3 separate regions of the Mus musculus genome follow, and all the other regions are linked to region 2. The links are chromatin loops, found by intact Hi-C in ENCODE. Cell type or tissue: heart. All regions are shown on one strand.

Evidence for each region. Peaks named below come from ENCODE experiments on the same cell type or tissue, not always from the same donor. Only the 100,000 strongest peaks of a DNase experiment are listed, where the experiment ranks them.
Region 1: it touches region 2 in a loop (4-fold over the local background); 8 of 42 quality-filtered maps call a loop at or near these places.
Region 3: a loop joins it to region 2, with 2.1 times the contacts of the local background. A loop is called at or near these places in 5 of 42 quality-filtered maps.

What each region holds. Positions count from the first base shown.
Region 1 is chr5:143,324,333-143,332,332 of GRCm38, forward strand. Zdhhc4 (zinc finger, DHHC domain containing 4) reads right to left here and starts at 4,906. Exons shown (of 8, transcript NM_028379.5): 1 at 4,834-4,906; 2 at 4,059-4,238; 3 at 1,767-1,891; 4 at 553-626. The coding sequence starts at 1,883. It overlaps 0610040B10Rik (RIKEN cDNA 0610040B10 gene), which reads left to right and starts at 4,976. Exons shown (of 2, transcript NR_027874.1): 1 at 4,976-5,021; 2 at 7,979-8,000. In heart, no CTCF peak of the experiment used is centred here; a DNase peak (open chromatin) is centred at 4,899; H3K4me3 peaks cover 2,413 bases; H3K27ac peaks cover 1,753 bases.
Region 2 is chr5:143,400,475-143,408,474 of GRCm38, forward strand. Kdelr2 (KDEL (Lys-Asp-Glu-Leu) endoplasmic reticulum protein retention receptor 2) reads left to right here and starts at 3,346. Exons shown (of 5, transcript NM_025841.4): 1 at 3,346-3,578. The coding sequence starts at 3,488. Gm20635 (a long non-coding RNA gene) reads right to left here and starts at 3,268. Exons shown (of 3, transcript XR_868670.2): 1 at 3,135-3,268. In heart, a CTCF peak has its summit at 3,440; DNase peaks (open chromatin) are centred at 3,327 and 4,017; H3K4me3 peaks cover 2,962 bases; H3K27ac peaks cover 2,426 bases.
Region 3 is chr5:143,307,344-143,315,343 of GRCm38, forward strand. It overlaps E130309D02Rik (RIKEN cDNA E130309D02 gene), which reads right to left. Exons shown (of 6, transcript NM_172726.4): 1 at 7,560-8,000; 2 at 6,835-7,056; 3 at 4,368-4,533; 4 at 273-797. The coding sequence starts at 7,751. Among named protein-coding and RNA genes, the nearest start is that of E130309D02Rik, 4.0 kb to the right of the region's middle. In heart, a CTCF peak has its summit at 4,774 (motif pointing right); DNase peaks (open chromatin) are centred at 1,688, 4,678, 7,468 and 7,768; H3K4me3 peaks cover 2,124 bases; H3K27ac peaks cover 1,318 bases.

The sequences.
Region 1 (8,000 bases), 76 kb before region 2:
TATGCACGGGCCATTCCAGGAAGAAGCCACATGAGTCCGAGGAACACGGCCCGGGCCAACCTCCTCCTGTAAGGGTTAAACAAGGCCAAAGTGGTAGCACAGCCAGTGACCCCAGAACTTCAAGGCAGGGCCAGGTTTGTCTTGAGTCTGAGTTCAGCCTAGGCTACCCAGAAAGAACCAGGCTAGGTAGGGCTACATAGTAAGTAAAGGCTCTGTCTCAGAAGCATGTCTCAGACAACAAACTGGCCATGTAGGTGTGGGGACAGACTTCAGTGGCCGAGACAGAGAGCACGCCAGATGAGCACAACAACCCCAGCTCAATCCCCAGCACCACGGTCAACCCAGAAATGAAAAAACAAAACTAGTCACCCTAAAAGCCCATAGGCAAGTGGTAACTGGTCCATAAGGAGAGATTCCAAGCCCAGCACTCGCCAAACTTCCAGCATCCTTCCCTGTGCTGGAAACCACGAAGTGCTCCCACAGGCTATAGAACAGCAGCAATTAATCACCCAGGCCAAATGTGGCCCTGTGCGAACCCTGAGCCACAAATACCGTGTGTGGAAGAGCTGATGAAGAAGCGTCTGCACGGCCCTCTGGAGGCACTGCGGGATTACCCTGGAGCACACCTGAAATCACAGGAGCAGGGTCAGCCTCACCTCTCACCCCTCGTCCCCCATCAGGAGGTCCTCCACATGCAACGGAGGTGAGTCTATCATCTTCTCTTCAGATGGCAGAAAAGCAAGCTACGAACTCGCTCACGTGTTTGTGGTGCCTGTGTGTGTGGTGTGCCTGTGTCCACACATGAGCACATGCGTGTGGTCAGAGTCAGATATCTTCCCTGGCAGCTCTCCTGGCCCAGGTTCTCTCGCTGTGTGGCTAGTCTAGCCAGACAGTTTGCCCTGCAGATCTCCTGTCATTGCCTCCACCAAATACTGAGATACAGGCCGGCCACCATCCCGGCCAGCATTTATGTGTGCTCTGGGGATCTGAGTCTCCTTACGCTTTATTCTCTTGGATTGCTTCTCTGCCATCCCTCCAGTTCTGGTTGCACGGCAGCTCTGTGACTGCCCAGCCATCTCCTCGGCTCCGCTCTGTGTTTGAAACAGTCTCATTACATAACCCGAGCTAGCCTGGAATTCATAATCCTGCCTCAGCTTCCTAAGTGCTAGGATTTAGGAGGTGTAGAGAACACCTCCATTTCTACCTTGACTGCACAGAATGTGTCTGTTGGAGTCTGTGGGGAAAGGGGGTGTGCAGAGGCTGCTGTGGACGTGGGCTTCCCTAACCCTCAGGTCTGCTCCATGCTCAAGATTGGCCTCCAGATCCCCAGGGTCCTCCCAAGTCAACCCCTTCGTGGCTACTTGCCCCCACTTTGCTTTGACCCCCAAGGGAAGACAGATGGGACAATGTGAAGGGAAGATTGACAGCTAGATGCTCAGCTTTCTGGTCACTTGTGTCCTCCTGAGTTCACACCTGCTACAAGCATGTCTAGGCAAACAGGAGTCACAACCAAATACAGACATTACACACTGTTTAAAAAGCCAACCTTGAAAATTCGACCTATTCGACCTATCTCAAAGCAAAAAGACAACGTTTTGTTTGTTTGGACACAGGCTCTTGCGATGTAGCCCCAACTGGCCCCGAAGCCTCAGCCTCCCAAGTGCCAGGATTAAAGACAAGACTCACATCCCCTTGTCTTGTGAGCCTTCCAGACTAGCACCTAACACAGTATTCACATCCGGGCAGTACCCAAGGACCAGTGCTACCTGTGCTCCTCCAAGGACCACGGCCTTCAAACGCTGGCTTTTTGTGAAGATGCAGATCAGGACAACACAAATCAATAAGAAGGCCAAGTAGAACAAGAAGAGAACCAGGAAGTCCATGCTGGAGGCTGCGAAGGAAGAGACGGCAGGCGTGAGCAGCTGCTGTTGAGGGATTTATTCCCAGCATGTATTCCGGCCCTGGGCTCACTCCTGCAGGTGAGATTCACACTCGGATTAGGCCATCCTCAAGATGAACAAATCCCTTCATTAGTCTGTAGGCAGTGTGTGCACATGTCTGTGTGTGCACGTGTGTCTGCAAGTGTGCATGGACATGTTCATGTGTGCCTTGATCCAGAGGTTGAGATAGGGTATCTTCCTCAATCATGCTCCCCTTCATTTTAAATTACATTCTATTTACTTGTCTCTGTGCATATGTGAGTACCACAGCACACAGTGTGTGTGTGTGTGTGTGTGTATGTGTGTGTGTGTGTGTGTGACAACTTTTAAGAGTTGTTTCTCTCCTTCCACCGTATGAGTCCTGGGGTTCGAACACAGGTTCTTCAGGCACGGCAGCCGACGCCCTTCCCCAGTGAGACATCTCACTAGCACAGGGGCTTGGCTATTATTTTGTTGTTATATGACATAAGGTCTCACAACATAGAGCAAGCTGGCCTCAATAGAGATCCACCTGACTCTGCATCACAAGTACCAGGATTAAAGGTGTGTGTAACCATGCCCAGACTTACTTTTTTTTTTTTTTAAAAGATTCACTTATCCATTACATGTAAGTACACTGTAGCTGTCTTCAGACACTCCAGAAGAGGGAGTCAGATCTTGTTACAGATGGTTGTGAGCCACCATGTGGTTGCTGGGATTTGAACTCTGGACCTTTGGAAGAGCAGTCGGGTGCTCTTACCCACTGAGCCATCTCACCAGCCCCCAGACTTACTTTTAGTTTCTGAGAATTTGTGTGTGTGTGTGTTGATATATACCCTAAGGTGTATGTGGCAGTCAGAAGACAACCTCTGGTGTTAGTCCTCACCCTCCACCTTGTTTGAGACAGGGTTTCTTGCTTGCTCTCCATGGTGTCCACCAGGCTAGCTGGCCTGTGTGTTTCTGAGGACTCTCCCAGTTCACAGTGGGAAAACTGGGATTACATAGGCACATACTGCTACATCAGGCTTCGACATATGTTCTGGAGATTTGAACTCTGGTCTTCACACTTGCAAGACAAGTACTTCGCTAAGCTAGCTCTCCATACAAAGTATTGGTCAAGACAACCTCAAGTCTAGTGGGTTCCTTCCCACCCCACCCCCATCAATATTGAGAATTGAACCTAGGACTTCATGTCACGTATGCTGGGCAAGCAATCTATAAGATAGCCACCACCCCAGCCCCTTACCACAGCTTGTATGATGTGCTCCCTCTCTGAACCTATCCTCTCTGAACCTATAGCTCACAAGCTCAGCTAGACTGACTGGCCAGCAAGCCCAACAGAGCCTACTGTCCCCCTCCCCCATGCTGGACTGTAGATCTGCACTGCCAAACCAGAAGCATAGATAGACCTTTACATTAGGATTTGTAACAGAAGCAAAATCACACGTGTGAAGTAGCAAGGAAAGTAACTTTATGGCCGAGGGTCCCCACAACATGAAGAACTGTATTAAGAGGTCACAGCATTAGGAAGACTGAGAGCCTCTGGGATCTGTAGCTCGGACCTGGAGCTCAACGTTTTGTGGCGAGGCTGACATGCATTAAAGCACACTCACGTTGGTGCTGGGGATCCAAGCTCAGGACTTTGTGCTTGCACAGCAAGCACCCTCACTCACCGAGCGAGCTCCCAGCCCACCAACCCCTTGTTTTTTGAGACAGGATCTGACTATGCAGGCCAGGCTAGTTTGGAACTCAGAATTCTCCTGTCTCAGCTTTCAAAGGGTTGGGATTCCAGAAGTGCACCACCACACCCAGCAATACACCCTTTTACATCTTTAAATATTCACATGGATACTGATAAAGTCCTGCAAAAGAACCTGCGCCGACCTCATCAGAATGAGCAACTCCTAGAGGTAGTCAGGGTCCCACACCCAAACTTGGGCATATTTAACAGGTCAGTGGTCATGATGTCACCCATCACCCTCCAGACCAGAATGATGAAATATAAAAAGCCCGTGTTAAGAAACTGGGAACACTGACATTGGCTTTACGAGGCAGGATTCTGGACCAAAATTCCAACGCAGAGAATCAAAACAGAAACTATTAACAAAAAGGAAACAAACAAAAAAATGCCATTCTCACAAGGTAACAGGGCTCCGGTCTACATATTTCTCTAGGTCGGACACTTCCAGCGGCACCTTTTGCGTTCATTTCCCTTTGCCACATCCAAGGAGAATTCAGATAGCAGCTCCGCTTGGGCAGCGCCGTGAATTTGGCACGCGCAAAACTGGCGACATGGTTGTTCCAGGAGGCTGGAACCGGCTGCGGAGACAATCAAACGCAACACTTACATACTGCTGAATAAGTCTCCATGGCAGAGTGCACTGTGAAAGGCATTCAGAAGTAGAGGATGCTGTACCGCTGCTGACCTGGGAAGAAAACTTCAAAGTCCACTAGTTTGGGGGTCTATCATCCCTCTAGCTGTCACTGTCACTGTCACTACGCCTATCACTGAGGCGCCCACACCGGGGTCCAGACGCATGGTGAGGTTGTCCACATGGGGTAGGGCCCCAGTCGTTTCCCTTTGCTGGACACTTTCCGGGTACATTATTCAAGGCCCTTGCATGCTTGAGGTCACAGAATCTGCAGCTGCGGGGAACCAGGGAAGGGCAGTGGTGAATGGAGCCCATCCCACAACCAGATCCCGGACGCATCAGGCTCAGAGGAGACAAGGGAGGCTCGGAAGCAGGCTGGGAGACGGCAACTACGTCCGGAGCCCGGACAACGACTGGAAGAGGAGGGGACACAGCGAGCGGGATGCAGGGGGCTCGGAGAGGACTGTGCTCTCACTCAAACACGGGGTCCCGACGGCCGCCGCCCAGCCGGGGTGTCACAGAGCCTTCCGGAGCCGCCTTACCCCAAACCGGGCCAACCGTCCGCCGCTGCCGGCGGACCCCAGCGGAGCGCTCCCCAAGACTTCCGGCGCGTCCATGGCGTCATCAGTGCCCGCGACGGAGGCGACTTCCGACGGAAAAAGTAGCGGGAGGCCGGAAATTATTGTCTTTGGCCTCTGGTTCTGCGAGCCGATTGTGTTTTCGTACCGTCGTAGGTTTTCTTTCTCTTTTCTTTTTCTCTTAACGTTTGTCTTTCTCCCTCCCTCGTCCTCTGCTCTCTCTTCCTTCGCACTTTTATTATTACTTGACAATTTACTGCCTATGTACGAGTCCTTCGTTCTCCCAACCCCGTCCCATTTTCGTGGCCTTGATTTGATTCTTGTGGGTGTGTTTGCTTGTTGTGATCCGCTGAGTGTAATTCTGATTTCTTGTATGTGCGTAGATTTAAAAAGCTATTTTCTTTTTCTTCTTTAAAAAAAAAAAAAGATTTGTTTTATTTATTTTATGTGAGTCCAATGTCGCTGTCTCCAGACACACCAGAAGAGGGCATCAAATCCCATTACAGATGGTTGTGAGCCACCATATGGTTGGGGGGATTTGAACTCAGGACCTCTGGAAGAGCAGTCAGTGCTCTTAACCGCTGAGCCATCTCTCCAGCCCTAGCTATTTTCTTTTTAAGAATTTCTTTCCAAAATATGATCTCAGCTAGGCATAGTGGCCCATGACTTTATTCACCGCCCTAAGGAAACAGAGGCAGGTCTCTCTGAGTCAGAGGTCAGCCTTGTTTACATGAGTTCCGGGACAGGCAGGGCTACATAGCTAGACCTTTTCTAAAACAAAACAAAACAAATGAGCAAACAAAATTAAAGTCCCACCAAATTATACCAGGCTGGCCTTGGGCTTTTGAACCTCCTGTCTCAGCCTAACTTTGGTTGGGATGGCAGGCACACCTAACACAGGAACTGGAATTTTCGAGCACTTTTGACAGAATATGAAGGCTGTCTTGGGTCGGTGCAGGAGAACTGCTGGACTGTGCCGAGCCTTTGCATGTCCTGGCGGGAACTCAGCAGTAACCCTTGACCACCCAGCAGGTACCTAGACAGGGACACCTGTGTCTTCCTGGCAGACACACCACTGGGCCCTGTCCCAACAGTCCCAGCATGTTCCACTGCAGGGGTCACAGTATGTCCCCCTGTGAGTCAGGTTCTGCTGACCGCATGCCCCTACTCCTGCCATCTCTGTGCACAGCTTTAACGTCCTCCCTGTGGGGAGCAGTGACTAGTGTTTTATCCCTGAGGATAAAAAGGCTGTTTTGATAATGGGCAGGCTTGGCTTGAGAGGAGCTGCTGCTAAACATAGCACTGAGAAGGTTCCTGGAGGGGATGGGGGTGCTGCTTTGTCTGAGTGCCCCCCAGGTCCTCCGAGAACTATTCTTGACGCCTCTGAAAAACAGGTTCCCTTTGAGGAAAAAAATGTCTGATCTCTAAGCATTAGCCTCAAAGCTCCCCTCTCCTGTTTGCTTTGCTTCCTACCCCAGCTTCTCATTTCTTTTTCCTTTTAGAAAAAAAAAAAAAAGAAAAGAAAGAAAACAACTACCTTTCTGAATGTATTGTATCCAAGGCCTTTGCAATGTTGGGAGCAGAGTGAGCAGGTGTGGGGAGTCCTGAAAGACTGGTTACATTACGGAGGTCATCTGGCATCCAGAGAAAGCTACTGCTTCATCAAGCAGTTCTCCACCCTGCTGTAATTAAATACCTTGAATTTTCTTTCTTTCCCCCATGTAAATGAAGGACTTCGTGGTCTTCTCTAAAAGTTTCTGTTCTGACTAACTTTGATTCTCGGTTCCGTCATCCATTTCATCTTGTGTTCTGTTGCCTTTGGTTATATCACACAAAGAGAAGGGTTGGGATGTAAGTGAGTTAAGTTATCCAGGACAAAATCTTCGCTGACCACCTCATCTGTGATGGAAGCATCCTCATTTAATATGTATTCTGCAAACTTTTTTTTTGGTGAGAGATGTAATTTCTCATGATGTACCCCAGGCTGGTACCTCTTGAGTGGGCTTCATGAGTGCTGGGGTTATAGGACTGGCCAAAAAGCACTTTGTATTTATGAATACATATTCATTCATTAAATACATATTGACTAATAGGTACCAGCTGAGTTTCTTGTTCAAGGGGACATAAGAGTCGATAGAAATTGCAAACTCTCCACTGGGGCTGTAGGTCACTGGGTAGACCGTGGGTTCCATCTCAGGCACCGTGTGAAACCTAGCATGGTGGCACAAGCCTCTAATGCTATTTCTGGGGAGGTGAAGGCAGAAGGAGTGTAAGTTTAAAGTCATCCTCAGTTACACAAGTTCGAAGCCACCTTAGGTTACGTAAGACCCTGCATTCAGTGTGTAGGCCACAGATTGGACACACCTATCTCTATTATAGACAGTTTCAGCCAGGAGTGATGGTGCATACCTTTAATACCAGCATCCAGAAGGAGGCAAGGGCAGATGGATTTCTGTAAGTTAGAGGCCAGTCTAGTGTATATAGTGAGTTCTAGGATAGCCAGACCATACAGTGAGGCTCAGTCTGGAAAAACAAAACAAAACATTCTTGCTGTGGACACTATGTTCTATTCTCCTTTGTCTATTTCTTTTTACAGGGGAGGGCAGTTCAAGAAAGGATTTCTCTGGTGGTCCTGTTCTGGAACTCACCCTTGTAGACCAGGCTGGCCTGGAACTCACAGAGATCTGCCTGCTTTTGCCTCCTGAGTGCCGGGATCAAAGGCGTGTGCCACCACTGCTTGTCTACTTTGTAATGTTACAAATAGTTTTTCAATGATGTATTCATAGCTTAAAAAATTGTGCAGAACCAGATCTGGCAGTACAGTCTGTAATTCTGGGGGCTGGGGGTGTGAAAGAGGAAATTCAAGAGGTTGGGGGGAGAGAGTTGTGAGTTTGAGGCCAGCCTGGACCTGGACATACAGACACACTCCTGTAACCCACACTCAGGAACGTGCTTGATATAAGAGGATAGAGAGGCCAAGGGGAACTCAGGTTAGACATGACAGAACCCGGTCTCCACAGTAAAAGTTGTGGGTAAACTTCTCAGTGCTTTGATGACTTTTGAAAACAAATGTTTCTCTAACTTTTCTTTTTTCCTCTCTGTCACTCAGAACCTCCAGTCACAAATGCTGG
Region 2 (8,000 bases):
TCTCTAAGAGCAGTTTTAGATCCTAGTGGCTTGATACCCTCTCCCCTCCCTCAGGGCCAGACTTTCCTGAGGTGATGTCTCCTCCTGTTACCTGTGTCCTCCACTCACCGGGGCAAGGCACAGGCTGGCTTCTCTGCCGCCAGTTCCCCAGGTCTACCAGTTTCCCACATAGGAGGCCACGAGAACCTGTTCTCCTTATCTACCTCGACCTTTACGCCGGGCAGCTGTTTACCCTCCTTTGGTAAACCTGCACATGCCCAAGGTTCGGCTACCAGGTGTCTACTTAGTGCGGACCTTGTCATCGGTTTATTTCCTGCTTGTCACAGCTGTTTCCGGCCAAACGAAAGTAGCAGGAAAGCAAGGGCTACCAAGTTGCTCAAGGAAGCAACCAGGGGCCGGCAATGCAGCTCCACTGGCAGAGTGTTAATCAGGATTCCCAAAGCCCTGGCCTCCACGCCCAGACCACATAAGCCCCATGTGGGGGAGCATACCTAGGATCCCAACAGTCAAATCATACTAAGTTTGATGCCAGCCTGGGTGACATGACAATCTGTCTCAATTTTTTTTTTTTTTTTTGAGACAGGGTTTCTCTGTGTAGCCCTGGCTATCCTGGAACTCACTCTGTAGACCAGGCTAGCCTCGAACTCAGAAATCCGCCTGCCTCTGCCTCCCAAGTGCTGGGATTAAAGGCATGTGCCAACACTGCCCGGCTCAATTTTTTTCTTGTCAAAGAAGAATGAGGAGAAAGAGGAGGAGGAGGAGGCAGCCCAGTATGCCTAGAAGGCAGAGGCAAGTGAATCTCTTTGAACTCTGTAAGTTCAAGGCCAGCCAAGGGTACACAATGAGAACGTGTCTCAAAAACAAAACAAAAGGAAGGGAGGGAAGGGGAAGAGAAGGAATGAAAGACCAGCTCTTTTCTACACACCAGCTTGGTACAGTGTAGCCAAAGCAAAGCTCTGCTAAATCATGTCCCATGTGCAGGCTGCATCTGCTGCAGAATGCCTGCTTCTTGGCTTCTGTGGGCATAGCATACACATAGTGTGCACTTAAACACATCGAGGCAAACATTCATTCATGTAAAATATAAATAAATCTTAAAAAGAAAATCAAAGACCAGCCCTGGAACCATGTTTCACTTAATAAACCCAACCATCGGCTTAAATTGCCAGGGAGGGGGAATTTCCACCAATCACAGCAGACCTGACATGCAAATGTTGCTAATATTTGCACCAATCATAGCACTGCCTCATTTGCTCTACCAGCGGTTGCTTTGGTAGGCTACTAGACAAGTACCTCAGGCCTTAGTGGAAAGAACTGCAGGGTCATCCAGAGGTCACATAAACAAGTGATAACCAGAGGTCCAGCACCTTTTGAAACAATTTTTGCTGAGGCTGCACCATCAGGCATAGGAACAATTAACAGCCATCATGGGTCAGCAAGATGGCTCAATGGAGTAAGGGTACTTGTTGCCAAGTGTAATGAGCCAGGGCCCACATCACGGGAGGAGAGAATACAAGAATAAACACACACACACACACACACACACACACACACACACATGTCCAATAGCCATCTCCCCACCCCATCTCCCCAGCCCTTTGAGATAGGGTTTCTCTATGTAGCCCTGGCTGTACTAGAACTCAAGTCTATAAAACAGGCTGGCCTTGAACTCAGAGATCCACCTGACTCTGCCTTCTGAATGCAGGAATTAAAGACATGTGCTACAACCGCCCAGCATTATGTGGCTTTCTTAAGCTCTCTGTGGACTTCTGGTGCTAGTGTAAGTAGAGCCTGTCTGTCTGTCTGTCAGATAGTTCTCTCGCTCAGGCAGCCAGGGCTGCACATGAAGGCCCCAGCCCCAACATCTTTGCTAATTTAAGTTATTTATTTAATAACTTAAAAATTAAGTCGTTAACATTAATAGTAAGGAGCTGGCTAATCGGGGGCTGGGGATTGAACTCCAGACCTCATGTATGGCTAGTGACTGCTTTATTAACTGAGCCATCTCCAAGGTAACCCATGACGCATGGGTTAGTGCTTCAGCCCCATCTTCCCACCCTGCTCCATCATTTAAGCCTCCAAGTTTCTTCTTAAATGGCAAACAAGAAACACTGTAAATCCAGAAAGATTGCTGACACATGTCTGCGAGAAACACAGCCCAGATCTCCAGCACCCACATAAATGCTAGGCTGTGTTGAAGCCTGGGAGATAGAGACAGGGGATCCCTTCGGCAAGCTGGCCTGCTAGACTAGCCAAATCAGCAAGCTCTGGGTTCAAGTGTGATGCCTTGCTTCAATATATAAGGTGTAACAGGATCTAGAAGGTCCTAGAAATAGCTGGCCTCACAGCCTACACATGTGCACACACACGTGTGAACAGACATATAAAAGCAAAAAGAAAGAAGAGGAAGAGGAGGGAGAGGAAAGAAAAAGAAGTGGTGGGGTTGCTCAGCGGCTAAAGGGGCTTGTCACCAAGCCTGGAGATTTGAGCCTAGTCCCAGGAACCAACAAGATGGAAGGAGAGAACTGGGCCTGACTGGATGTGCCCACACAGTCCACAAATAAATTTTTATTTTTATTTTTATTGTTTCAGGGGTGTGTGTGTGTGTGTGTGTGTGTGTGCGCGCGCACACACATGAAGGCACCCTCAGAGGTGAGAGGTGTCAGATAGAACTGGAGTTCCAGGCTGTTGTGAGTCTGCAGTTGTGGGTGCTGGGACTCGAAATCAGGTCTATTAGAAGAACAGCAATTGCTCTTATCCACTGGGCCAGCTCTCCATCCCTAATACAAAATTTTAATGTAATTTTAAATAAAAATTAATAGATTTTGACAGATTTCTTATGACTTATTTTTATTATTATTTAAAATGTGTGTGTTAGTTTGTGTGTGGGTGTGTGCATGGGCGTGCAGGTGCTCTCAAAGGCCAGAAGCAATGAATTCCCTGGAGTTGGTGTTAAAGGTGATGTAAGCTCCCCGAGGTTAGGAGCTGGGCATCGAACTTCGGTCCTATACAAGAGAAGCTGGAGTTCTTAATCACAGAAATTTTAATCTTGCTTTCTACCCTCGCAATGCCTCTGAGATAGGTATTTCTGCTATCTTAGTAGGGAATGGAAAAAAAAACAAGACAATACTCACAACTGAGTGGCATTTCAAAAACTTAGAGAAGGAAATCGCTGGCACCTAGGCGGAAACCCTGGAGACGGAAATTGCGGAGGACTCTGGGTCCTCAGTTGACCGTCCACGCGGGATGTAAAGTCCGGCTGCTCACCGACGCTGGGCCTTTAAGGGGCGTGGCGGGGGCGTGGCCCCAGCGGTCGCCCGCTCTCCCAGGCTGCCCCGCGCGCGCGACGGCAGTTCGGCCACGTCCCTGGCCACGTCGCGCCCGCTCCCGCCATCTTTCGCCGCTTCCTCTCTCCGGGGCTGCTGTCGCCGCGTCCCGAGTCGCTGCCTAGCTCCGGTGCCGCTGTGCCGCGCCGACCGCCGCCGCCATGAACATCTTCCGGCTGACTGGGGACCTGTCCCACCTGGCGGCCATCGTCATCCTACTGCTGAAGATCTGGAAGACGCGCTCCTGTGCTGGTGAGCGGCCGCCGGGGCGAGGCGCGCGGGGCAGGAGCGCGCGCGTTTGGCCCATTCGACCGACCCATTCGGCTCTCGGTCGTTCCGGAGGCTTTGTGCCGGGCTTGCGATGGCCAGACACACCCATCTCGGCCTGCTCGGCGGGCAACGAAACCCCTCCGAGTGTGCACACGGGCTGGGGTGTCCGTCGCAGCTCTGGGCCCCCCAGTTCTGCGCTTGGTCCGCTCGCGAACTTGATCCGTCCTGGCTCAGCGAGCGCTGGCGTAACTGCCCCCGCGTCCTGCTGCATCTGAAAAGTTTAGCACGGGATCTGTGGGGCTCTAGTGGGCGTGTCCCTCTCCATGGGACTTTTGGGGGGCGCCTCTGAGTCCCCAGGAATCAATGGGAGACTTGCTCGAGGAGGATGGATAGGACCACAGACTAGCTGGGCCTGACGTGGCAGCCAGGCCACCCGCGAAGGTGGGGCTGGCTGGAGGAAGAGGGGCATCCTGCTATTCATTCTGTTATCTTCAAGGACAAGCAGAGGATGGGATGTGGGGGCAGGATGGTGTCAGGTCTGGCCTGTGCTTACAGTTGATGAGGCTACAACTCAAGCCTTGGGGTTCGGGATCTCATGCGTCATAAAAAGAGATGTGGATCTTTTAAGTGAGTTGCTTGGCATAGTTTTCATGTTACTCTGAGAAGCAAGCTAGTTTTTCATCCTTGAGTGTGGCCGTCTAATAACTGGTTCTCTTAAACTGCCAGCGCTGGGTACCACAGAGGCCTCTGTTCTCGGCTAGTATCCTTGCTCCACGTCACCATTGAGTTGGCGCTGTACCTCCCTCAAACTACATTGCAGAGAGGCAGTAGAGTGAACTTTCCTCACATAATAGCTGTGGACTTCTGCCTTTCGTTAAATATTAGGAATCTTACAAGTTTTAGATAAGTTCTTGGTGAGTGTGATGGTGCTTGCCTGTAATCCCAGCACTCGAGAGGTGGTAACCTGAGGTTCAGGAATTCAAAATGAGAATGGACTACATGCTGGTCCTGTCTCCAAAAACACCCCCTGCTCCCCAAAAACCCATTAATTAATTGATTGATTAAATAAATATATTCTTAAAATACTGTCCTTAATGCTATGTCCCCAAATGAAATAACTTTGTAAACTCAAATTTAATTTTTTTCAGAGACAGCAGAAAATAGAAGTCCTAAAGGCCCTGGGTGATGGAGACGCCACCTATCTGGTTTATTAATAACACCTCATCTAAAGTAGCACCGCCCCTTTGACTCTGCTCTCTGAAGGTCTCATCTCTCCCTGGAACATAGTTGAGATCCAGGAAGTAAGCACAACCCAAAAGACCTTTGCCCGATCGAAGTGGACGTCACAAAGTCCTTGTACTGAACCAGGGGATCTGACTGGGAGGTGAACTGGGAGCCCAGTGTGGGATTCAGAATGACAGTCAATTAATTGCTTCAGTTGCGATAGGTGTGCATTAAGTAGTCAGCTGAGTGTTATAGCGCTCCTCTCAGGCAGTACTTAAAATAACCATGTCAACGGTCCCCGGACTGGATGAGGGAACCGAGTCTTAGGCAGGTTAGCAGGCTTTCGATGAAGCCAGGATTGACGCATAAGCAGTAATGAATTTGGAATTTCCAATTAACCTTTGTTTCGGCCTGAGCAGTTTGAGTTTGCACATTTGATGCCAGTGGTTCTGTCACGTTTGCTGTTGGATTTGGGTGCTACTTTTAGTCTTTAGCTGTCTTTCTAAACCTCTAAGTCTCTTTGTCTTCTTTCTTATGTTCTTCTGCCAAGTCAAGATATATTTTATTTTTAATTGTGTGAGTGCTGGTTCCTGTGGAGACCAGAAAAAGACATCATACTCCCCTGGATCTGGAGTCACAGACAGTTATGAGTTGCCTAGTGTGCTGAAACTGAACTCAGGTCCTTTGCAAGAGCAGTACCCTTAGTGGCTGAACCCTCTCTCCAGCCCCAAGAAACAGGGTTTTTTTTTAATTATTAATTTTTTGCGTGCCTGTGTGAGTTTACTACAAGTGTGCAGAAGCCCTTGGATTCCAGAAGAGGGGCGTGAGATCTTCTGGAACTGAAGTTACAGGCAGTTATAAGCCACCATGTTATTGCTGGAAAGTGAACCCAGATAGTCTACAAGAGCAGCAGGTGCTCTTAACTGCTGAGCTGTCTCTCCAGCCCCACAAACTTAGAATTCTTAAGGGAACGTTGAGTAACCAGGAAAAAGGAAGCAGGTTGCTACTTAATATTCATTGTTTCCATGGGAGATTAGAGCATTGAGGAAAACACAGTATTTAGCTGATGTGCCAAGAATGGAAGGTAAATGGGTGAGTTCAGTTTGTGATTCCCAAGGATGCCCTGGATATTAGTAAGCCGCCCGCACTCACTCTTGGACTTAAGATCTTCTTTATTCTGCTATATACAATTTTTCTGACCTTTCAAAAATGAAATTCACCAAGGCCATTTATTTTGAGTTAAATGCTGGCTTGTGTTAGATGCTCTGTTTTCCATGCTAAGTTTAAAAGTTCTGTAGAGGCTTTGGAAAGAGGAAGAACTTGATCAGAGTTTCTCAAGTATCCGGAACCTGAGCCAACCTGAGCCGCGGTGTCCAGGCCGGCGTTTTCAGTTGGAAAAGCGGAGCTCCTTTTAGGGTTTCAGCACCAGCTTAGAACCTAAACCACAGGGCCTTTCCCTAAGGGGAAGACGGGGCAGGCTGCTCAGGAAGCTGGACGTTACATTTTTGAGTACTCAGTGTTGCTCAAGCTGGAATCCTCCTGCGTCAGCCTCCTGAGAGCTAGGTTTACATGTGTGCTTCTCCATGCCAGGCTTTAAGGACCTGTTGTGAGCTGATTGTGCTTGAATGTAAACTTTGTGTTGTGTCTGGTGTCACTGTAGAGGGGGACATCAGTGACAATGTCTTGTGTTACTGACCTGCCAGGCAGCTTGATGGTCAAGTTGTCTCTTTTAGGGTGTGGTTTGTTTTTTTTTTTTTTTTTTTTTTTTTTGCCCTAATCCCTTGAAACAATCAGCTATAATATTTACTTATTTATGGCGCTGGAGTTTGAACCCAGGGTCTCACTGAAGTCAAGCAAATACCGGTTGAGCCAAATCCATATCCCAAAGCTTTGTTTTTAGGTGAAGTGCTTTTTCTAACTTCCTATAGGCTGATAGTCATTGTCAGGGCTTGCCCTGAGTTTACGTGACTAGTGAGTCCTGCAATGAGTGACCTCCAGCCTCCTCCTTTATTTACTCTTTCCCTCCTAGCTGTTATGGTGGTTGTAAACCTGTCAACCTATCAAACTTGACAGCCTGTCAAACTGTATGGTTTTTATATTTGAAGCAAATAGAAAACTTGCCTTTCTTTCTCTCCTTCTTTTTTCTTCTCTGGTATTGAGGCTTGAACCTAGGACCTCGTGACATGGTGCATACTGGTCAAGCTCTTCCGTAGCTCTCTACTCCCAGTGCTAACACTTGTTGTTGTTGTTGTTGTTGTCTTCCTCGGTACTTGAAGCTTTTGCATCACATTCCTAGACTCCTCCTGGAGCTGTTTTCTCTGATCCTTTGAGGGCTAGTTAATCTCTTAATAATCATTGCCATGCACGGCCTGACCACCCTCTCTGTGTGCCCAGCCCTGAGAGCACTCAGCTGCAGATGGCAGCAAGCCTTGCTGCCATCCTTGGGTGTTAAGGAGTGTGGCTATGAGTGCTGCAATCCCAGCATTCTGCAAGTGGACACAGAGGACTAGAAGCTCAGAGCCATCTTTGGAAGACTCTGGAGAGTACGAAAGAAGCTGCAGTGGGAGAACACTTGTCTAGAACGTGCGAGGCCTGGGTTTGAGCCTTTGTGTTGCACAAAGAAAGATACAGGTCAGGTGAGGGGGTAAATCATGTGTGAAGGACAGACATGGCTGTCAAGCTATGAGGACAGTGACTTGTGTGAAGTGGAGGGAGGGACCCAAGGACAACTCCTTTGACTTCCCAACAAGAAGTGTCAAGATTGCTGAAGAAAAGAGTGGTCATGTAGCCAAAGATAACCTTGAACTTCTTACCCTCCTGCTTCCACTCGGAGTGCTGAGATCACATGTATATGCTGTCCTTCCCACTTTCTGGAGTGCTAGGCACTCTCTCACTGAGCCACATCTCCAGCCACAAAGCACTGTCTGTAGATAAGAGATTTTTGTGTAGAATTTGTAACAAAAATTATAAACATCCTGGAGAGATGGCTTCAAGGTAAAACTTATTTGCTGCTGTTCAAAAGATCAGAGTTCAGTTCTTAGCACCCACATTGGGGGTTTCAAACCACTGATAACTCCAGCTCCACGGGCTCTGATGCCCTCTTATGCTCTCCGTGTACACGCACACACACACAGCAGACACACAAGTAAAATCTAGAAAATACAAGTCTACAAAAATAAG
Region 3 (8,000 bases), 93 kb before region 2:
ATACAAAGCAAGGTTCACCGCACACATACGCCAAAATCCTAGTCCTACAGAGGAAAAGCTCTGTATGCTCTAGCCACCCTGTGCCGAAAAGAGCCAGGTGACATCTAGATGTGGTATCTAGAGCACAGCAGCACCCCATGAGGACGACTCTGGGGGACAGTCCCTTATAGTCCCAGGGACGGGGAGCAAGTCCCTAAAGAAGCAAAGGCAGTATCTGTCCGAGACCCCCATCCTTTCTGCGTACGACACGGGGTCACGGGGTCAGCACTTACCTCTCGTGCACAGCAGGGCCCCCGACGTCATAGCCACCTGCAAGGCCTGGGCCAAGCGGTCCAGGGCAAGCTCGATCTCCTGGGAGGCATTGAGGGGGTTCAGTTCATCTGCTAGTCTGTTGATCTCCTCCACAAGCGGGACCATGTGGTCGAACAGGATGAGCCCCAGGCGCCCGTACAGGTTTTTCTCTGTGAGGTGCAGCTGGAGCGTCATGAGGACCTGCAGGACGCTCAGGTGGAGCTTTGAGTACAGCAAGTGCGAGTCTCTGTCCGTGCTGGCACCCGAGTCCTTGGCAACCTTGTGACTGATGTGGCCATTGGATAGGCAAGGCTTCTTCCTTTTGTAAGCCAGAGGGGCCTTCACGCACCACCGGATCAGCCCAATGAGGGGTGTGAGCTCTAAAAATCCTATGGGCAGGTTGGCGGCGATGGGAGTATTTAAAAATGTGATGAGAATCAGCCTCGGGTCCTCGAAAATCCAGCTGACAATCATTTCAAGCAAGTCCAAAGGTGGGATGAGGTCATCTGCAGAGAGACATGCAGTCAGGAGCAGCTCTGGCCTTGGGGACAGGAGCGGACAGTGGGGGACGGGCCCCCGAGTTTAGAGCCTTCGTGTCTGACGCTCAGATGCCTACTGCCCAAGTCACACTCATCCTCTGTCTCCTTCTCTCTCTTTTTTTTTTTTTTGAGACAGGGTTTCTCTGTATAGCTCTGGCTGTCCTGGACTCTGCCTCCTTCTCAACATCTGCACCATGACGGATGTCCTGTCCCCAGTGTCCAGGACCCTACGGCCAAAGTCAAGGCTCAGAAAAACACAAGTGAAAATAAAAACCACCTAAGTTAACAATTCCCTTGAACTTGAATTCCCTACACACTTATTTAATTTTTGGTGCATCTACGTGCATGCGTGTGCTTTTGTGTGTGTGTGTGTGCTTGTGTGTACACTCGAACATAAAGCATATGTGGAGATCAGAGGACACTGCAGGAGTCCCTTCCCTCTGCACTTTTACACAGGTCCCAGGGATTGAACTTAAGTTGTCACGCTGTATGGCACTTGCTTCTGCACATGGTGCTCAGCCTCCCTGACACTGTGACCCTTTAGTACAGCTCCTCATGACATGGTGGCGCCAAGCCATAAAATTATTTTCACTTCATAACTGTAAGTTTGGTGTTGTTATGAACCGTAATGTAAATATTTTTGAATGGAGGTTTACCAAAGAGATTACGGCCCATGGGTTGAGAACTGCTGTTCTACACAAAGAGCTAGCTCACTATCCCCAAGCTCACAACGACGGGTGCGCTTCAGCCCTTGTCTGGGTGTAGGTTTCCTCCCTATGCCTGGTATCTCCTCTGTAGTAAAGTGGCAGCCACAGTGACCTTCAGGGAGCAGTGTGCAGTGCTGTCAGTCAGCCAGCGCAGCCCCAAAGTTGGAGCCCTTATCTAAGTACCAGTGTGACTCTGGGACAGCACTAACAAGGGCAGAAGTTGGCACTAACTCTGGGCCTACTGTGTGTCAAGTGCTGGTCCCAATCCTTTAAGCAAACCAACCCTCTTAGTCCATACACCCCAGAGTTCTTTCTCAGAACTCACTAGAAACACATGGTGGAGCTGGGTGTGGTGGTACATGCCTCTGATCCCAGCACTCGCAGGCAGAGGCAGAAGGATCTCTGTAAGTTCAAGGCTAGCCTAGGTCTACAAAGTGAGTCCAGGACAGCCAGGGCTGTTATACCAAGAAACCCTGTCTCAAAAAAAAAAAAAAAAAAGACCAAAACTACAAACCAACAGGTGGAGGGCTCATCTCAGACCCCTGGCAGCCTGGCTTTTATGTCACCCAGCTACTCTGCCCAATTTGACATCAGCACGGTATATGCTCAGGCTGCGGCCCAGCCTCCTCTCTGAGGCTGTGTTCTCAGCTCAGCTCATGGGAGAGCAAAGCCTGACAGAGTCCCCTGCCATGCTTGGCTCGAGCATGTCAGAGAAGGACTTGGGAAGCAAGGCATGTGCCCACTCCGTTGGAATAAGCTTTTCTTCCTCTGAAGACTGTCTCCGATTGTCCCGACAACACTTCCCCATGTACCCCACCACCGGCAGGAGGCAGCAGCTGTGGTCTACAGCCCCCCTGTGGCAACCCTGCCCCTGTGCCCTTGATTCCCCAGAGAGTTTCTGCCCCCTATGTTTCTAACACATGCCCAGGTCTCAGTGGGGGCACCTGCCGTGGCCTAAAGGCAGCGAGCAGTCAGGTGAGAGTGTGCATCTATGCCCTGGGCATGTGCGTGGCACGTGTGCTTAGTGACTGAATTCTCCATTCCCACAGGAGAGACCTGTGCTCTTGAACCCGTTTGCCTGCACGTATGTATGTGCATCACAGGCACGCATCTCCGCGCTTCTAAGAGCAGAAGGCGCCTCCAACCTGAAAGTGGCACAGGTTAAGCAGTAGAACCGGTAAGATGGGGACAAACACATGGCCATGGGGCTGGGATGGAACAGGAAATAGACAAGGTTCCCAAAGACTCTCAAACTGCTGGCTGAGCTGCCAGAGCTGCCAGAGCCAGACAAGACACTACCTGTCAGCCCCCAGGGCAGCCAGGGCAGAGGACAGAGGGAGGAGACTGACCCCTGAGCACAAAAGCAGGCTCACTCCACAGAAAGCAGCACAAACACCTTCCCTTTGTGGGAAAACCCTGAGCCTCAGGCATAAGACACCGCAGGGGCCATTGCTGACGTGAAGCCCCGGCTTCTTCACCTATTCTCTCCATCACAGACACATTCCTGGGACAGCATCAACGAGCAGGGCTTTCTGCGCAAGTCCTTCCACATCTGTGTCAACTCTGGCCCCTACTTCCTGGCTGTTCTTCCAGAAGACCCAGGTTTAATTTCCCAGTACCCACTTGTAGCTCACACCTGTCTATAATTATAGACCTAGGGCATCTAACACCCTCTTCTGGCGTCTGTGGATACCAGGCATTCATGTGGTGCACAGATATACATGCAGGCAAAACATCCACACACGGGAAGAAAACAAGAAGGAGGAGGAAGGAGAAGAGTAAGATGGTGTGATGGTTTGTATATGCATGGACCAGGGAGTGGCACTACTAGAAGGTGTGGTCCTTTTGGACTAGGTGTGTCACCGTGGGCGTGGGCTCTAATATCCTTGTCCTAGCTGCCTGGAAGTCAATATTCTGCTAGCAGCCTTCAGATGAAAATGTAGAACTCTTAGCTCCTCCTGCACCAGGCCTGCCAGGATGCTGCCACGTTCCCACCTTGATGATACTGGACTGAACCAGCCCCAAATGTTGTCCTTTATAAGACTTGCCTTGCTCACAGCAGTAAAATCCTAACTAAGACAGAAGGGAAGGGGGAAAAGAAGAAACCTTAAAGATAGATGGATGGATGGATGGACAGATGGTAGCTGGATGGACAGACAGACAGATAGATGAGCACTTGCTGCTCTTCCAGAGGACTTATGTTTGGTTCCCAGTTTCCACACTGGGCACAAGTGCCTGTGCCTTCACCTTCAAGGGCCCTGACACTCAATTCTGGCTTTCTTGGGCACCCACAGGTACCTGTCATACCCCCGCCCCCCATGCACATAATTAAGAATAAATCTTGTGGAGAGGCAGTCACATGTCTACGGAAAAGTACCTGTACCTGGTTTCCTACGCTCTTATTTCCGACATTCAGACCCAAACTGCGAAGAATTGAACAAAGCCGCTTTTAGCAAGTGGTAAAGACTGAGATGCTGTAAGGCTAGGTTTAGCCCCACAGTAACGATGCATACGTTGCAGTTAAAAAAGTCAGTGGCAAGGGTCTGGACAGTGGGTAAGAGCACTCGCTGCTCTTACATTGAGTTCAGTTCTCACATTTGGACCATGTGTAACTCTAGCTCCAAGTGCCTCTGTGGGCACTGCACACGTGACACCCGCCCCCCAGACACAAACCACAAAATAAAACAAAAGCCAATGTAGTCACTGGGGCATGAGGTATTCCAGGGCAGAATGCTTGTCCAGCATGCTCGAAACTCTGGGTTCTACCCCCAGCACAGCAAGAAAGAAATACACAAAGCTGGTGTCCACCAGAAGCTGCTCGGACACTCACCTGATGACAGGTCGTAGAGGGCGGTCACGGACGTTATGAACTGGCAGCAGAAACGAGGACTGGCACTAAAGATCTGCTTCAGTGTCTGAACGGAGCCCGGCACCAGACAGCAGTAGTCCTCCACAAGCACTCTGGCAAGCCTCACGCAGTAGACCACGGGCGTCCGCTGGGAAGAAGCCACAGTCCAAGTCACTGAGGAACCCTGAGCTGGCAGGTGACAGCTGCGTGTAAAGAGTGAAGACCACCCACGTGGGTGGAGCCACTTCGGGGCGGGGAGACCTGCTAACAGAGCCCCTTGGGGTAGGGTCTCATCATCTAAAGCCCATGGCACCAGTCTACCACCACTTCCCAGCCACAGGGGAGCACAGCTCCACAGGGGCGGCCAAGCTAATCAGCCTGCTATCCCACACTCCAGCACTAGAGGGCAGAAGTGCGTTCTTGCAAGAAGGACCATGCCCACTACAAAGGTGGAATAGTTACATAAATCTGCCTGTCTCGGTTGAAAGGTGACTTTGCCGAGGAAATGACAATTTCTGAAGGACACCATACATCAAAACTACCCATTACTACCACTGTGAGGTTTGGAAGAGTTTGTGAATTATCACATGATGAAATGTTTGCCACAAGCCCAGCAGTGGTGGCGCACGCCTTTGATCCCAGCACTTGGGAGGCAGAGGCAGGCGGATCTCTTGAGTTCCAGGACAGCCAGGGCTACTCAGAGAAACCCTGTCTCAAAAAAACAAAAACAAACAAACAAAAAAAAAAAAGTTTGCTACAGCTGGGTGTGGTGGCTCAAGGCTCGGTCTCAGCACTAGGAAGCCTGGGGCAAAAGGATTAGGAGGTTGTAGGCTGGCCTAAGCTACATAGTTAAACTTGTTTTTCTTAAGATTTTACTTTTCATGGTGTGTAGCCCCGTGTGTCTGTTTGAGTAGACCCATACATGTGCGTAAAGGCATTCAAGGAGAACAGGGGGAAGGGATTCCCGGGAGCTGGAGTTATAGGCACTTGGGAGCAGGATATGGGTGCTCTAAGAACTGGATTTGGGTCCTTTGTGTGAACAAGTCTCTTAACTCCTAAGCCATCTCTCCTTCCCTCCGCATACTGTTTTAAAAATCCAATCATTTTGCCTGAGAAATAGATTTTCCATTTATTCTGAAGATGAGGCCTTTTTGTTTTGTTTATCAAAAAATTAATTTAAGGCTGGGTGTGGTGTCACACACCTTTAATCTGGGGAGGCCAAGGATGGCAAATCTTTGTGAGTTAGAGGCCAGCCTGGTCTACAGAGTGAATTCCATGCCAATCGAGGCCATACAGTAAGACGCAAACTGGGAGGATGGTGGGGGATGGTTGGTGGGGGATGGTGGAGGATGGTGGGGGATGGTGGGGGATGGTGGGGGATGGTGGAGGATTCAGCCAGTTAAGCTCTTGCCTTGCAAGCCCGACAACCTGAGAGAAAGCTCTGTAACAGCATAAGGACAAAAGAAGTAGGGGGCTAGACAGGCAGCTCAGTAGTTAGGGGCACTGGCTGCTCTCCCAGAGGACCCAAATTCGATTCCTAGCACCCACATGGTGGCTCACAACCATTTGTAACTCTAGTTGCAGGGATCGAAAGCCCGCTCCGCTTCCAGCCTCCACAGTGTGAGCAGCAGCATACAGGTGGTACACAGACACAACATCCCCACGCAAAACAGTTCCACATTAACAAATAATTTTACAAATTTAAGATGAAAAGGAGCCAAGGAAGCCAGGTGGCGGTGGCGCATACCTTTAATCCCAGCACTCGGGAGGCAGAGGCAGGCGGATTACTGAGTTCAAGGCCAGCCTGGTCTACACAGTGAGTTACAGGACAGCCAGTGCTACACAGAGAAACCCTGTCTCAAAAAAAGGTGACAGTAGTGACCCGACTTCACACAGCTGTCCTCAGGCCTCTCCAGATGTGCTGTGGCACAGGCAACCACACACACATCACACATGCACAGTAATACTAAAAGTAAGCTGGGTGTGATGGCATACACCTTTAATAGCAAATGCTAGGGAGGCAGAGACACCTGGTCTGGGTTGAGTTCAAGGCCAGCCTGGTCTACATTTTGAGATCCAGGACAGCCCAGGCTACATAATCAGAACCTGTTTCAAAATGAAACAAATCCTAATTTTACTACTTTGTGTACAAGAAGGCTACAATTCCAGAGCCAGACACGTGGACCCTATAATCCTCAAGAGACTCAGGTAGAAGGGTCATGAGGGTTGAATTCAGCTTGGGCTACATACCAAATTCTTTTTTCAAAAAAAAAAAGTCAATCAAAGAAACAAAAAAAATGTTTGCTCCATAAAAAAAACGGGACTGGGTGTAGCACCCAGGCAGGGATGATCGATGACATCACGCACGTGTAAAAGACCTCTACGAACATCCAAACTCTTGTTATCCTGTCTACGGAGACTGTGGGAGACGCTATTTCGAGAGCAGTACCTGGAGCCAGGAGGCCGCACATTCCAACACGGGGATCCGACACACGGCCACGGCCATGGAGACCAGCTTTCCCAACAAGCTCATTCGGCTGTCGTCGGCTTTGTTCCCTTGGGGGCTGAAAAGGGAGGAGAAAATGATCTGCCGCACAGAGTCCTTGCTTTGCTCCTGGAAGTAACTGCACATGATTTCAAGAAGCTGGAGCTCCTGGAGGGAATTCAGTCTCTGTAAAAACAAACCCGGAAGAGAAGCTGTGAGAAGAGGGCCTCCACCTGCCCCTTAGCTCCCACCCTAAGAGATTAGGGAAGTGGATGCTTAGAATCCCAGCGCACACGAGGCTGAGTCTAGCCGATAATGAGTTTCAGGCTGGCCCGAGATACATGGTACACAGAAAGACAGTGTTTGAAAAAGGAAAACAGATCTATTCTTTTTCCCAGGGTGTATTTTTTTCACCCTTCAGAAGCCTAAGCCCGGGGGGGCTTAACTCTATGAATAAGCAAAGGAAAAAACCCTGCATCTAGTTAAGCGACATCCCAGAGGGATGTTAAGTAGCCAGTTCACAAAGCCACCACCCCGGATCATTCATTGGTGGGCGACTGTCACACGCCTGCGAAACGGGCACGCGGCTGAGCAACGCCGCTGGACTGCAAGGCCGGGGGAGCGGAAAGAGGAGCGAGACCTCGGGGCGAGCTCCTGTCACCGAGCGAGGGCACGGCCGGGGCGGGCACCTTGGGCTGCGCGCCGCGCTCCTTGGGCACTTGGAACACGAACTCCTCCAGCAGCTCCACGGAGCCCTTGTCCACGATGGGCAACGGCGCGCTCTGCAGCTGGCTGCTGAAGTAGATGTCCAGGTGGTACAGCACCTCCTTGGCGGCGCTCAGCGCGTCGCGCCGCAGCAGCGAGTGGCGGATGTCGCTCATGGTGCGGCCGCCCTGTCCCCGCCGCGAGTCCTACTTCCGCCCGGAGACAAAGAGGCGCGACCGGCCTGGGCCCCGACGCGGGCAGGGTCGCGGCGCCCGCCCGCCTCTAACAGGCGCCAACCCGCTCAGGGGACCATCGTCGCCGCTGCCGCCGCCGCCACGGGCCAGCGAGTATCCTGGGGTCCGACTGCGGCGCCGCCCAGAGCCGCGGGAGCCGACGCCGCTCGGCCGAACCGGCGGCTGAATGGC